3 separate regions of the Mus musculus genome follow, and all the other regions are linked to region 1. A link is a loop called in an ENCODE intact Hi-C map of the cell type or tissue named here. Cell type or tissue: gastrocnemius. All regions are shown on one strand.

Region 1 (2,500 bases):
AAACTAGCAGTGTTATCTGACATGGAATGTTCAGTATCTAGAGACCTCAGCTTCAATCTCTCCTCCCAAACACAGCACAAATTAAGCTTATTTTCTTTCTAGGACATAAAACAGTAACTTCTATTCTACTAAAGTTTGGCAAAAAATAAAAATACCTAACAAAACAAAACCAACCCCCCACAAACCATAAAGTAATTTAACATAAAAAGTATTAATTTTTAAAACTACAAATTCCTCACAAAACATCTTCACTTGGTAGTCATATTGTGACTAGAAACAAAGAAACTGAACCACGGTAAAATTTATTTTGGGGTAGAAAGAGCTTTCTAAGACTTTCAAATCACATCCATGACCCACCTGAGGGAGGTTACTTTACAATCTACTGAATGGCGAAAGTCATTATCTAATTTAGTTTTCCATGAACTGTACACTGGCAGACTGACTGGCAGGAGGAGCTTGCGGCAGCTACCTACCTGTGTAGTGTGCTCTGTACACTGGTGCACCTCCGAGGACTACTGCAGAGGTAAAAGGTGAAGTTCAGTGGCAAGACCAGCTGGGCAACCTTGAAGACTGTGCTTCAAAGCAACAACAAAACCGCTCAAATCTCTTGGTCTAAAACACATCTAACAGGGTGTGGTGTTGTTCACATATAACTCCAGCACTCGGAGGCCACGAATCAGAACTGGAGACTAGTCTGGGCCTATGTAGTAAAACCCTGTTTGATTTATTTATTTTGAAACGAACTTGGCTGGTCTGGAACTCCTCCTGGCTCTGTCTCCTGAGTGGTGGGAATAAAGGTGTGTTGTGCCTGGCTAGAACAAAATTACAAAATTACAAAAAAAAAAAAAAAAAAAAAAATTCAACATTTGTAAGATTCCCAGTACACTGACTTTTATAGAGCAGATACCAATGAGTAGGTATGATGATGATAAAAAACAAACAAACAAACAACTGACAGTAAATAAGAATACCAAAGGACTACTTAGAAGTTAATCTGTGGGCTGGAGATATGGCTTAGCAGTTAAGAGCACTGGCAGCTCTTCCAATAAGAACCTAGGTTCAATTCCCAGCAAGCACATGGCAGCTTACAACTGTCTGCCACTCCAGCTCCAGGGGACCTAAGGGATCTAAGATCCTCACACAGACATATATGCAGGCAAAATACCAATGGACATTAAAAACAAACAAACAAACAAACAAAACCTAAAAATACGTTAACTTGCAATTTACAGAATTTATGTGAGGATTCAAACAACATTTCTTTGCATTATGGACAGAAAAAAAAAAACCCAAAAAGTGTACAAAAACATTCAGTAATGTAGGAAAGGAACTGTTTGTGTAAAGGCAAACACAACCAAGCAAGTACTTAGCCCAGTCAATGATAGGAAACAGCACCCTCTGGTGCCTGTTTGTGAATCTGCTACTTTTCAATGATCAAGATATAACATTTTAAGTGTTCCATTTAATAGAAGGCTTTATAGAAAAGAACTTCAGCGAGACAGCTCAGTGTGCAAAAGGTACATACTTCTAGGTCTGGTGACTGTTGTTTAATGTCAGAATTCATATGCTGGAAGGAGAGATACTTCTCTGATCTCTACACTCATGCTGTGCCCCTTATGTCCCCCTCCCACATACAAATAAATAAATTTAATGTAAAAAATAAGAAGTGCAATCATCATAGATCTAGGAAGATGGCTCAATAGGAAAAGTGCTTGCTGTTCAAGCATTAAGATCTGAGTATGGACCTCTGAGCTTGAGCCCTGCCTGTCTACAGATGGAGTTTCAGGGCAGCCAGAGAAACCCTGTCTCAAAAAACCAAACGAACAAACAAACAACAGCAAAAAAGATCTCAGTATGGATTCCTAATAGCCATTGTAGAAGCTGGATGTGCCAGCACACAGCTGTTAGTTCGAGCACCGAGGAGGAGTTAGAGATAGAGACAGAGGGATGTGCTGGCCAGGTCGTCTAGGAAACTGCAAACTCCAGATTCAGTGAAAGACACTTCTGAAAAAATAAGGCATACAATTACAGGGGGAATACCAGATACTAAATGCTGGCCTCTATCCATTTCACAGATATACACACAAATGCATACTCTCTCCCACGTTTGGAGAGATTTTCTTTTTGTACGTATTTTCTGTGAAGTTCCTATATGTCTTTGATTATTTTTACTAATTAATTAATCAATCAACTAACTTTGCATCCAGTTTCCCCTTCCTCCTCACCTCTCAGCCCTGCCCTGTCCCTGTCTTTATCCCCTTTATGCCTTTTTAAGTTTTTTCTTTTTGTGTGTGTATTTGTTTGTCTGTGTATATGCGCATAAACCATGCGCATGACTGCTGCCTGCAGAGGCCAAAAGAGGGCGTTAGATTCTTTGGTACTGGAGTTATTATAGAGCGTTGTGAGCCACCATGTGGGTGCTGGGAGACTTCTATAACCAGAAAGGCCATCAATCACAACTGATAAAAAAAAAAAAAAAAAGAAAAATATTACATGAGAA
Region 2 (2,500 bases), 320 kb before region 1:
AGGGCGCCTGCACTGTCTGGATGAGTTGTCCACACTGGTCAGCAAGCTAAGAAAAGAGCATTGTGCTTTCCCACAGCAATAATCATTAAGTTCAGGATCCTCGGCCTAAGCCTGTACTCTGCCATCTGTCTCTCTACTGAGAGTCCTGCTTTCTCCAGTGTATCTAAGGCAGAGGGAACAGGACGGGAGCAGAGTATATAGAAGGCTCCACTCCTAGGCTGGCTTGCCAGCAATTGCCTTTAGTCCCAGCTCCTGGGAAGCAGAGGCAGGTAGGTCTATGCGAGTTAGAGACCAGCCTGGTCTACAAACCAAGTTCCAGGATCACTAAGGCTGTTACACAGAGAAACCCTGTTTCCAAAAAAACAAAGAGGTGGAGGAGGAGGCGGGAGATGAAGAAAAGAGGTAAGGAAGAGGAGGAGGAAGAAGAGAAGGAAGATGAGGAGAAAGAAGGAAGAAGGAGAAAGAGAAGGAAGGAGGAGGAAGAAGAAAGAAAATAAGGAGGAAGAGGAGGAGGAGAAGCAGAAGAAGGAGGAGGAAGAGAAGGAGGAGGAAGAGAACAACAACAACAACCTGTTGTTTCCACTCCTTACTGTGGCGGGGGACCATGAGGTTGAGGGAGAAAGGAATGAGGCTGTTACATTCTTTTAAGGCTGGGTGTTTTCCAGATAACTTATTTTTTGAAAGAGAATTGATCAATACCAAAAGGTTTGCATTTAACGTTTCCTTGCTATCAAATCACATGGGGTATATGAGGTTATCGGAGCATATATAGTTATCTGGAAATGTAAAGGATACATAGGGCTATCAAGAGTTCTGTGAGGTATGTGCACGTCTCTGGAGTGGTAGAGTCTGTATTTATATGAGGCACATACTGTAGTTACAAGAGTTAGATATGTTTATCTGAACTTGTCTGGAGCCTATATTGAGTTACCTGGAATGACATGGAGAGAAGATGTTGAGGAGAAAATGGTGACTCAAATCTGTGGTGAGCAGGAGAGAGATTGGAAATATGTACAAGTGTATTCCAGGCTGCATGAAGGAGCGTGAATGGATACAGCAGTATTCATCATACCTATAACCATCTTGTGGGGAAGGGGGCTGTGCTTAAGTTCTGATTAATGATAACTTAATGCAAATTTCATCTTTCATTATTCTTGTGCCCAAAGGCCCAACTTGCTTTGATAGAAGCAAGACCCCCACGCACTCCAAAAGGAAAAACCTCAATGCTTTTTACACATTCCAGCTTGTCCCTTAAGGGGCAGGAAGTCCTGTGGAGCCAGGTGCACTCAGCGGCAGAGCCTGAGGCTGTGCCCAGGCTCCTGCACTGCCGATGCCTGGCGCGGCCTCTAGGTGGCGCGGGTGGGTTTGAAGCGAGGGGCCTCCTCTCCGCTCGACTGTTTGTAAACTCGCAGTCCAGACCGGGAACAGTCAAGAGCGAGTTCCCGGGAGCCCTTCAAAATAGAAAGTTAGTTGCGCTGGCAGCAGAGGTGTGCCTGGCCGCTGTCACCCGGCTGGCCCCAGGATTGTGGAGCTCTGCTTTTGAGAGGACACCGACGGACGCCTGTGAAGCCTGCCCCCCATCCCTTACCTGCTCGCCTTCTCCGTAGACCCATCTTCTGCTGGGAAAAGCTAACCTCATTCGGGTACCAGGTAAACCTTGGTTCTTTCACTTCTGGTTTTCCGTATTCTTCAACTGTGGACGAAACCGAGGTGTCCTTGGCTAGGAAGGATCTCGGGTACATTTTTGAAATGCATGTCATTTTTGGGTTGCGTTTGGACAAGCGTTACTGATTACTTGTGTGTCTGTCTGTGCTACAAGTTCACAGGCTTGAGGTTGTTTCTTTGTTTTGAAGAAAATATCAGAAAACTCATTCCGCTGTTGAGTGCGCTTTGGTTAGAGTGCCAAACTGTGCGTCACAGACAGTACTTGTGCTACTAAAACACGTGTTGCCATCTGGGGAGAGGACCGGAGTTTCTCCAACTCGCTCACAGAAGAAGGCAAGAGGCACCTGGGACTTTAGTGGCATTCGTCACCTGCCTCTACCCAGAGTAGCTCATTGTCTTAAGAGGCCATTCAGGCAGGCTTCCAATCAAGTCTGAGACCCAATGCCATAGTCCTATGTTGTCGGAGAAGAGGAAGAGAGTGTGTTAGATAGGTCTTTGTGACACTTGAGGTTTTCATTTCTAGCCAAAGGTTCCTTTAGTGTTCCGAGGCATCTGGGGTAGAAGGGCCTCATGCAGAGAGTAGAGTTGGATTTTTCAGCCTTTGCGGTAAGAAACTCCTGCAAGGCAAAATGTGTGATCTCAGGGCAGATGGGGCAGCAGGTGAGGTCACTGCTGGAGTATCCACATCACCAGGGGACAGCTAAAGCAAGAGAGGTGACAAGGGCCAAAGACCTGGTCAGTCAGGTTGCTAGACAGTCAGTGGGAAACAGTCCCCCTTTTCAAGACTGAAATCATAGTTGAGAGAGAGAGAGAGGTGGTGGAGTGTGGCAGGGCC
Region 3 (2,500 bases), 88 kb before region 1:
AAGCACTTTCATATAACTCTTGTACCATGGCATTCTGATTTTGATCCATCAGAGGAAACTGGGTGTAAAATTTCCCACTTTGGGCATACCAGCACTAAATGAACTTGAGACTTTTAAAATCGCTTTGGGGGAGGGGTTGTAGATTTGCTGGACTGGATTATTTAACCTGCAGAAGCCATCTAAAGAAGAGACTTTAAGTAACAACAACAACAACAACAAAAATTATGCCATTTGACTTGTATGTTCATGAACTTTGGTTTATATAGATGACCATAAAACCCTCAGAGACAGAATGTAAAATATATATATATATATATATATATATATATATATATATACACAACTGAATTGGGCGTTTGTAAACAAAAATTGAAGCCCTCTGACTCTTTGTATCTCAAAGTCTGCCCTAAATGTTAACACGAATCATCCTCGGTAACACTAAATAACACTAACAAGGTCAAAATGCCGTTTACTGATGAAGAGTCTATACTGTACCAAGTTAGTTTACCAATGGTAGAACTTGATTGTTCAACACACCCCTCCCCCGCCCAAAAAATAACTGACTGTAGAGCCTCTGTACATCTCTCTCCACCGGCCAACACTCTTTAAGAACCCAAAATAAACACAACGTTAATGATCTTAAACACACACACACACACACACACACACAAAACACGTTGCGAAATAACGTTAGAAATGTTAAGGTATTGCAACTACCGCCTAGAAGGAATTCCGACTAGCAGCCTCCAAAAGGGGTTTGGGGAAGCGGGGCACAGCACTAGAAGACTTAAATTATGGGCCTTCCGTGTCGTTTATGCTGACGCGCCCTTCCTTCCCGCCCTGCTTCGTCCGTGGAGCCACCCACACAACCGTGCAAGCCCACCGCCGCGCGGTGTCAGCCTCCCCCCGAGACACGGCAGCCGTGACAGGGCCTAGCTATCCGGGAGACCGACGACGCCGGGCGGGCGGGCGGGCGAACCCCGCAGAGCGCCCCACGACGGCCTACGGAGCGGAGGCCGAAGAAGCCAGGCCCGAGTGGGCCCGCGGATAGCCATGAAGAGGAAACGCTGGCGGCCGCAGTCCCCACGCCTCCGGTGCTCAGCAGCGCCACGCCGCCCGCGACCGCCTCCACTCCAGCGGGGAGCCGAGGCCGCCGGGAGCCATGACACCGGCGCCACCGCCACCGGACCAGACCCGCTTACCTCTCGGGGCGACGGGGCGGAGCCCTGCACCGAGGCGATGTACCGCTCCACGTCGGCCTTGCTACGCCTCATCGCGCCGCGGACCAGGCTCCCCAGGAGCGGCAGACCAGCCCTGGGGCCTACAGCGACTGCGGGCTCCAGGAGGTGAGCGCCGAACACCGGTGACGCAGCTCCGTCGCGAACGGATGGGCACAGGGCGTGCGGCGCGCGTCATCACTGTGCGCCGCGCTGCGGCCTGGAGCGCCTGCTCGCTGTCACCCCGCCACGCCCGCGCTCCAGACCACGTGACCGTTTCGCAAACGATCGAGACGAACTCCCTTTCCCCGGGAAAGGCTTTATAGATTTCACTGGTGCTACGTCACAAAGCGGACCTAAAATGGCAGTGCCCTAATAAATCCGACCTTTTCGGGTGCTGCATCTGGTCAACACTTGATTTCCTTCTAAAGAGACAAACGTCGTCATTGCCTCCGGTTTCAGCAGAATAAAGGTTAATATTGGTTGAACAGTGTCTTTATGCTTAGATAAATCGGAGTGGAAATATTAGCGTTACGTGATGAGATGCACCTCACGGGGTAGTTGACGGTTAGGGGCAGAGGAGGAAGTGGTGGCTTTCCTGGCAAACAGAAACAGGCTTCACGAGGTTTTAAGAAATGATGACTTTAGGTTTCTGTTTGGGTAAGAATCGAGGCGGCCGTTAGGACGCTGTCAGCAACAATTGCCTTCAGGGGCCTGTTTTGTGACTTAACAATGAGCAGAACAGATTATATTAGAATATTAAAAGTAATAATCTCTTCGTGCTAGAGAGATGGCTCCGCAGTTAAGAGTGCTTGTTGGTCCTCTGAAGGACCGAAGTTCAGTTCTCAGCAGCCGGTTCCAGGGCATCTATCTAAATCCGGGTTCTGACCCCCGTAGAACCCACACACACACGTCCTCATGTACACACACACACACACACACACACAAAGTTTTAAGTAATAGTCTCAAGATTGTGAATAAACTGTCGTAAACGACAACTGCTGAAAAGAACCTTTGTCTGCAAAGACTGATCAAAACCGCAGTGGAGAGGTTAGAGTGGTGCAGTTCCAGATGTTAAATACCTTATTGTCAGATACAAAGGGTACCCCACCCATCCCCCAAAAATGCCACTGACTCCAAAATTGGATCTAACTTAGACTCAGTCTGGACTGTGGAGGATTTCTAGTGGTTAGGAAAAGCCTGCATTCCTTAGTAACTTGTGAAACTGTTTCCTATCTACCAAAGGAGTAATTTCCCTTACCTCTGGCAGAAATGGATTTACA

Evidence for each region. A loop is a pair of places that touch in the nucleus more often than their neighbours do. Peaks named below come from ENCODE experiments on the same cell type or tissue, not always from the same donor. Only the 100,000 strongest peaks of a DNase experiment are listed, where the experiment ranks them.
Region 2: a loop joins it to region 1, with 4 times the contacts of the local background. A loop is called at or near these places in 2 of 42 quality-filtered maps.
Region 3: a loop joins it to region 1, with 8 times the contacts of the local background. A loop is called at or near these places in 15 of 42 quality-filtered maps.

Annotation. Positions count from the first base shown.
Region 1 is chr10:58,358,217-58,360,716 of GRCm38, reverse strand. It overlaps a transcript of Lims1 not described here. Among named protein-coding and RNA genes, the nearest start is that of Gm23058, 9.9 kb to the right of the region's middle. In gastrocnemius, a CTCF peak has its summit at 1,404 (motif pointing left); a DNase peak (open chromatin) is centred at 1,415.
Region 2 is chr10:58,674,606-58,677,105 of GRCm38, reverse strand. Edar (ectodysplasin-A receptor) reads left to right here and starts at 1,410. Exons shown (of 12, transcript NM_010100.3): 1 at 1,410-1,650. In gastrocnemius, a CTCF peak has its summit at 1,333 (motif pointing right); a DNase peak (open chromatin) is centred at 1,354; H3K4me3 peaks cover 668 bases.
Region 3 is chr10:58,445,754-58,448,253 of GRCm38, reverse strand. It overlaps Ranbp2 (RAN binding protein 2), which reads right to left and starts at 1,402. Exons shown (of 29, transcript NM_011240.3): 1 at 1,203-1,402. The coding sequence starts at 1,274. In gastrocnemius, CTCF peaks have their summits at 904 and 1,113; DNase peaks (open chromatin) are centred at 1,433 and 2,037; H3K4me3 peaks cover 2,500 bases; H3K27ac peaks cover 2,155 bases.